Regions from separate parts of the Homo sapiens genome. Here region 1 is linked to region 2. A link is a contact called in ENCODE Hi-C data. All regions are on one chromosome and are shown on one strand. Each heading gives the region's core, a stretch centred on a gene start or an enhancer-like site at or near the end of the contact. The rest is flanking DNA. Distances are from core to core; before and after follow the strand shown. Region 1 overlaps FRYL (FRY like transcription coactivator). Region 2 overlaps FRYL (FRY like transcription coactivator).

Region 1 (3,467 bases), core at 420-2,919, 90 kb before region 2:
TCTTTTAATTTATACGAATTAAATGTTTATTTTATTTTGTATCTACCTTTTAGACTTACGTATTTTTCACCTCTCTATGTAAATTAATATACTTCTGTGACATTATTTTGATTAACTATATGCTATATCAATATAAAGTATCATATTTTATATAACCAAAGTTTTGTTGTTTGACATTTTAGCTAATAGCAATTTTTCCCTATTATACACAATACTATACATTTGAATATATGGTTAATTATTTTCTTAGGTAATTCTTGAAAATGAAATCACAGAGTCAAAGAAGATACATATTTTCAAGGCTTCTGCCAAATTTCTGTCTTGAAAGATTACATCAATAAAATATTTTGAAACAATTCCATAAATCTTTCCAAATACCGAAATTATGTTAGAATTAAGAACTGAGAGCAAAACGAAAGAGGAAAAATACAAATATATAATCCTTGCCTTCAACTAGTTTTGTAATATGTTAAGGTAAGTAATGCAAACACATCACTTTGTTAATTCAGCAAGAGCATCATAGAACAATGTCCTAGTATGTTAGAAAACGATCTAAGCACTGGTAACGTATCAGTCAAAAAAACTGTCAAAAAAATCACTGCCCTCATGCAGGCCATGGGAGACATACAATAAAGAAATAAATAAAACAATGTCAGATGGTGCTAAGTTTGATGAAGAAAAATAGAGCAGAAAAGGGAGATAAAGAATGCTGGTAGGATATGGGGTTATAATTTAAAATATGGTAATTAGGGAAGGCTACTTAAGGTCATAAATGGTATGCAAGGTGGCAAATGTCAATCTTTATTTAAAAAGTAACATCCAGACCAGGTGTGGTGGCTCATAGCTATAATCCCAGCACTTTGGGAGGCTGAAGTGGGAGGACTGCTTGAGCCCAGAAGTTCGACATTGCAATGAGCTATGATTACACCTCTGCATTCCAGCCTAAGTGACAGAGTGAGACCCTGCCTCTTTAAAAAAAAAACAAAAAACAAAACACAAAACAAAAAAGAAATCCAATACACAATACCTGAGAACATATATATACAATTAGCATGTATATGTAGAAATATATATACATATATATATATTCAAATCCAAAAGTAAGAAGGACTACTCTGGGTAGGAAGTTTAAGAGATTTTAAAAAATAAGATTGAATTTGAACTATATTAGATACGGATATGCAAAAATTAAAAAAAAAAAGGTATCCTACGCTCATGTGAACAAAAGCTCACAAAATGGAAACTATCAACCACACTTAATGAACTCTGAGGGGATAATTTGGTTCCAACTTTGAAAGTATTGATAGAAAGTAAGAAAAAAGGTACAGAGTGAAGTCAGGTTTGAAGAGCCTTTAATGTAGGCCTCCAGTGATAGGTCAATCCAGATGCTGGGTTTACATGGGCAAGTTATATGCTGAGAGGACTCATTCCATTCAATGTGATCAGTGGTGTACTCTGTAAGGAGAAATCAGGAACCCAAACCCAGATTCAAAAATTCTCCTCTGTATTTAAGAGCAAAAAAACAAAACAAAACAAAAACTAACTGAAATTTATAATGACCTTGGTCAACTCTCCATTTCATCATCAGTTATTCCAAATCTTTACCAACATCCTCAAATCTCCTACTCAGTGTGTTATTACCACTCCCCACCAGAAGGTGGCCTTCCTTACACTGTCATCGGGAAAAGTAAGGCCACTGAGCTGAGTTTCGCTCTGCTTCTCACCCTTTATCTACAAACTTCTGTGTCTACATCCATACTCATCCTTAGATTCTTTCCCAATTTTTTCCCTTAACACAGATTCGATGGACACAACTATGTACCAAGTACAGTGTTATTAAGTAAATTAATAATTAAAATTTGGTGAGACTGTATTACATGAAAAGGATGAAGAAGTTATGAGACTATGTCCTTGACAACATTCTTCTCCCTCCTTAAGACATCAATGCAGTATCACATATTATTTATGGGCCTTCCAATCTGTAATACTTTTGAATTTTTCAAATAAATACATATGAAAGCTGACAGTCTATACATTTTTAAATTTACACTAGGAAAATAACTTACTTTATATCGACCTGAGGGGACAACAACTGAAGTCTTGTGTATGCAAACATCCAAGCATAGCTCACAGCTGTAGAGCAGTGTTTAGGAAGATTTTCTTGCTTTAAAAAACTGGAGAGACTTATAATCCATGGGTCTTGGCCTTGGGTCACATGTGCAAATATCCATATATGTGATGGACTAATCACATCAAACTGGTGGCTAATAGGAGAAGAGTTCCATTCTGCTAAAGTTTGTAAATCTATCGAGCTAGGGCAATAGAGCAAAGTAGTCTATATGGAGAGGAAAAAATTGATTATTACACATTTCAATAACTTTGAAATTTTACCATATAAATTGCTTTAAACTGAAAGTGGTGTATTAGTAGTTTCTAAAACAAGATAATATAAAGTCCATGGTAGGTTGAAGGGAGTAGAGAATTCCTGAAACTGCATGTAAAGTTTCTGTATGTGCATACATGTCTTTTTTTTGGAGAGGGATTCCACTGTTTTCATTATTCTCAAGAGGACTATAAACCAAAGAAGTTCAGGACCACTATTTAAGTAATTCTTAAATAAATATCCAAATTTCATCGTATACCAAAAGCTGCCAGAGAACTAAAGAGTGAACCATTAACTTTCATGTTGACCTGTATCTATGTATGTGTGGAACAGACTCAAAAATGAGCTCTTCTCCAGAGGTATATATTCTTAAATACTTGTTCAATATTTGAACTCTTATACTGAAGAGATAAACATTTATGTTCAAAGAAAAGTATATTAAGCACTGCTTTAGGCACAAGAAACAAGTCATCCATTACTCTCTTTTTGGAATAATTCATAATTTATGGTTAATATCTAAAACAAAATGTTTTGAATTGTATAGATCCTTTCATAAAATAACTAGAAGAGAGGCTTTTAAAGGTTCTTACCACAAATAAATGATAAACACATGAGATGATGGATACACTAACTACCCTGATTGGGTCATTATACAATATAGACATGTATGGAAACATCAAATTGCACCGCATAAATATGTACAATTGTATCTATTTAAAAATAAATAAAAATTAAAAATTAGTTTTTTAAAAAGTTTAGCATCATGGTAGCATCATGGCGGGGGGGAATTGTACAGATTTCTAATAATCTCTTAGGCTTATAAAACCTTATTACCTCCCTTGGCTACATATAACTCATGAATTATAAGAATCAGGTGTTATGCCGCAAGCTCTTAATGTTATGCATTAACCTCTTGACCATGTATTCTAAAATAGGAGGAAATATTTTTAAATAGTAAGGTTTTATAGCTATTCTTACATCAACTTTGGAATCTTAATATATGACCTTTTACCCAACCAAGACCAAGCAAGAAAGTTTGCATAAACTTTGTTAGTAATATGTTTGTGGACAAAGTGTTTCTCTC
Region 2 (3,216 bases), core at 619-3,118:
TAAGATCCCCTACGTGATTCTTAAGCACGTCCAACTTTAAGGGCTACTTAACAGGAAATTTTGGAAGCCTAAGAAATAATAAAGAGAAATTTTCTGTATTGATTACAATGAACGTTTCATAGTTTTTTTTTAAAGTTTCTTCATCAAGTTGACTAGAAATGTGCATCAGCTTATACTTCCTCTTGAGGACAGTGTAAGAGATCATCAAACGGCCCATTTAATCTTAACTCACTCTTTAGAAACACAAAAACCCATCAAAAGTCTAAGTAAAAGAACTAAGTATAAGAAGAATTTAGGTAAGATTACTATGATTTACTTTGTAATAACTAAAATTATTTTGGATTGTTTAACAGTTTAAATAAGTCAGTGATGGCATGTTTGCTTTGCTAGATAGACTAATCCTCATCCTGATTGCCATCTTTCTGCAAAGAATCATCTGAGATGGTCTAGGTTACCTTTACAGCTAATTTTTTTTAAAACAAAACAAAATGACTCAGATTAATAAATTTTATTATTAAAATAAAACAAAGTATGTATTCTACCCCCATATGTAGCAGGATGGGGTGGGAGAGATGAGTGGAAGGCATGTAGGTATACCCTAGTGGACAATCCATTCCACTGAGGACAGGTCATTGAAGACAGGTCCATACAACAAAATAACTAATAAAAGCAACCACTTCAGAACTGCAAATCAGGATACTGGGCACATACAGGAAATGTGTTAAGCCAACAATTGTTATCTCTAAAAAATAAAACATCCGGCCTTCCAAAAACAGTCACACAGAATCACAGAACCCCACCCCCTCGCTTTTTTTTTTTTGAACTGGAGAGATTTTAGCAATCATTTATCATAATCTCTTAAATTCCATGAGACAACTGAAGACCAAGGAAGATAAGCAATATAGTAGGATCTCAAATCAAATTAATAAATATTTACTGAACACCTGCTACAGATAAAACACTATTCCAAGGGTTACAGAAAATAGAACTAAGTATAATATTGGACCCTTTCTTCAAAGCTTCCATTCTTTTTTTTTGGAGACAGGATCTTGCTCTGTCTCCCAGACTGGAGTGCAGTGGTGCGATCTCAGTTCACTGTAACCTCCGCCTCCCAGGTTCAAGCAATTCTCTTGCCTCAGCCTCCCCAGTACCTGGGATTACAGGTGCACACCACTACAGCTGGCTAATTTTTATATTTTTAGTAGAGACAGGATTTCACCATGTTGGCCATGCTGGTCTCAAACTCCTGGCCTCAGGTGATCCACCCACCCTGGCTTCCCAAAGTGCTGTGATTACAGGCGAGAGCCACAGCGTCCGGCCAAAGCCTCCATTCTCTATTTCCCAGGTAAGTTACTTGTATGTAGCTCTCTGATGTTACCAATATTCTTTTCTGTGGTCTAGCTTAGGGGTTGGAAAACTGACCCCCAAGGCCAAATCTGGCCCAACAGCTGTTTTTTTAAATAAAGTTGTAGTAAAATGCAGCCACACACATTCACTCGCATATCATCTAGAACCACTTTGGCTCTACAAAGCCAGAGCTAAGTACCTGCGACAAAGACCTGTGGCCTGCAAAGCCTAAAATATTTACTATCTGGCCCTTTACAGAAAAGGTTTACTAACTGCTGTTCTAGATTGATCATCGTTTGCTTAATTTGAGGTGGTTTTTTTGTTTTTCTCTTTCCATTTTGAAACTAAGGCTGGAGATCGCATCACTGCACTCCAGCCTAGGTGACAGAGCAACACTCCATCTCAAAAAATTAAAAAAAAAAAAAAAAAGAAAGAAAGAAACTAAGACTGGTTTTGCCTAGGGAACCATTGCCTACTGAGCAATGTGCTAGATGGTTTTGAAGGACAAGTCAGTGAGCTAAATATGGCAACTGACAGCACTTCTTGTTAACAAGTAAAAACTTGCTCTGGTACATGAAAGCTAGAGGACTCTTAACATTTATTTAACAAAGGTTTACTAACTGCTTAAGAAGTGCTTGCCACTGGGCTAAGCTCTGGGGTACCCACAAAAGTCAGACCAACTCAGTCCTCAACCCACTATCTGGTAAAAAGAAACAATACTTTCATGTTAAATAGAATAATAACTGAGGCTAGGCGGTGAGGAAAACTTATTAACCCCAACGATAGTCATACAAGAGATTTCCACTCCCCTTGTAGATTCCAGTTTCAGGAAGTCACCAGAATTGGAGGCTTATTAACTATAGCTGCCTCAACCCAAAGGCCACAACTTGTATCTGGGTGGGGTTAACCCTTGGACTGAATATTGCTTCCTGAATTCCCTTTATAGCATTTGATTTTTGTTTAACCTTTACAGAATATTCCTTTAGTTACATTTTAAACTTCAACTTAGCTTTATTCTTCTTAACCTATTCTACTCTTCTTTTTAAAACCGTATCTTTATTTTTTCAATATTTTGAGATAGACATTTTATTGTCTTATTCATCTTTTTACACCTTTATTATTTTAGTATGTTTTACTTGCTATTTATTTAGCGATACATTTACTTATCAATACATTTTTCTTATCTCCTTTGTTTCAATTATTTTACCTTAGATTCAATACTGCTTTCCTTTTGCTTCTTAAGTGAGGAATAAGCAGCTGTGATCATCAAAACAGTCATCCACCAGGAAGGTGCAGCAACTGAACAATTAGAGCAGGTGCAGCCTCAGAGTGGAGCTGAGTTCTGGGAGCCCTACGGTGTGCCTCACCCTTTAGTTTATGAAACATATGGTGGTCCTGGGATGAGGGCAGGGGTATTTGAGCATCACGAGCAATTGGGGGAGGAGATTTAGTAGTGGCTAAATATCAACTGATATGACAAATGGTAATATTTTAACAACCAGTGTCACCATACCAGTACATACTGGATATACACCAGTCTTGTGACTAGTATAATTTGCATTATAATTTATAATAATATTATAAGGGTATATATATATAAAGGATATATATGTAAAATTATATTAAAGGGATATATATAATTTTTATTACATAAAAATTTTATTAAATAAAAATTATATATCTCATTAATTATGTATATCCTCTTTATATATCCCTTATATTATTATTAAACATATATTTAATACATAAACATTTTTAAAAGATGGAGGAGACAGATGTATGTTTACTTCAATTAAGTTTCCTGCAAATTCTAAAAGCCAAGGAAATAAAGATCCTGACCCTAAATTTAACCATACTTAACTGTCCCAA

Evidence for each region. Hi-C counts contacts between places; a loop is a spot of excess contacts on that map. Pooled maps may share reads with other maps.
Region 1: a loop to region 2 is called in a map of adrenal gland, with 4 times the contacts of the local background. The contact joins two enhancer-like sites. A Hi-C loop is called at or near these places in 8 of 168 maps with a recorded cell type or tissue (adrenal gland, dorsolateral prefrontal cortex, heart right ventricle and 3 more) and 6 of 50 pooled maps.

Annotation. Positions count from the first base shown.
Region 1 is chr4:48,576,907-48,580,373 of GRCh38, forward strand. FRYL (FRY like transcription coactivator) reads right to left here. Exons shown (of 64, transcript NM_015030.2): 23 at 2,067-2,335. Among named protein-coding and RNA genes, the nearest start is that of ZAR1, 88 kb to the left of the region's middle. Within about 2 kb of position 1,670, at least 2 of the 41 ENCODE cell types and tissues checked have a DNase peak (open chromatin) inside an H3K27ac peak, as active enhancers do.
Region 2 is chr4:48,666,628-48,669,843 of GRCh38, forward strand. The region is part of intron 3 of FRYL (FRY like transcription coactivator); the gene reads right to left. Among named protein-coding and RNA genes, the nearest start is that of FRYL, 110 kb to the right of the region's middle. Within about 2 kb of position 1,869, at least 3 of the 41 ENCODE cell types and tissues checked have a DNase peak (open chromatin) inside an H3K27ac peak, as active enhancers do.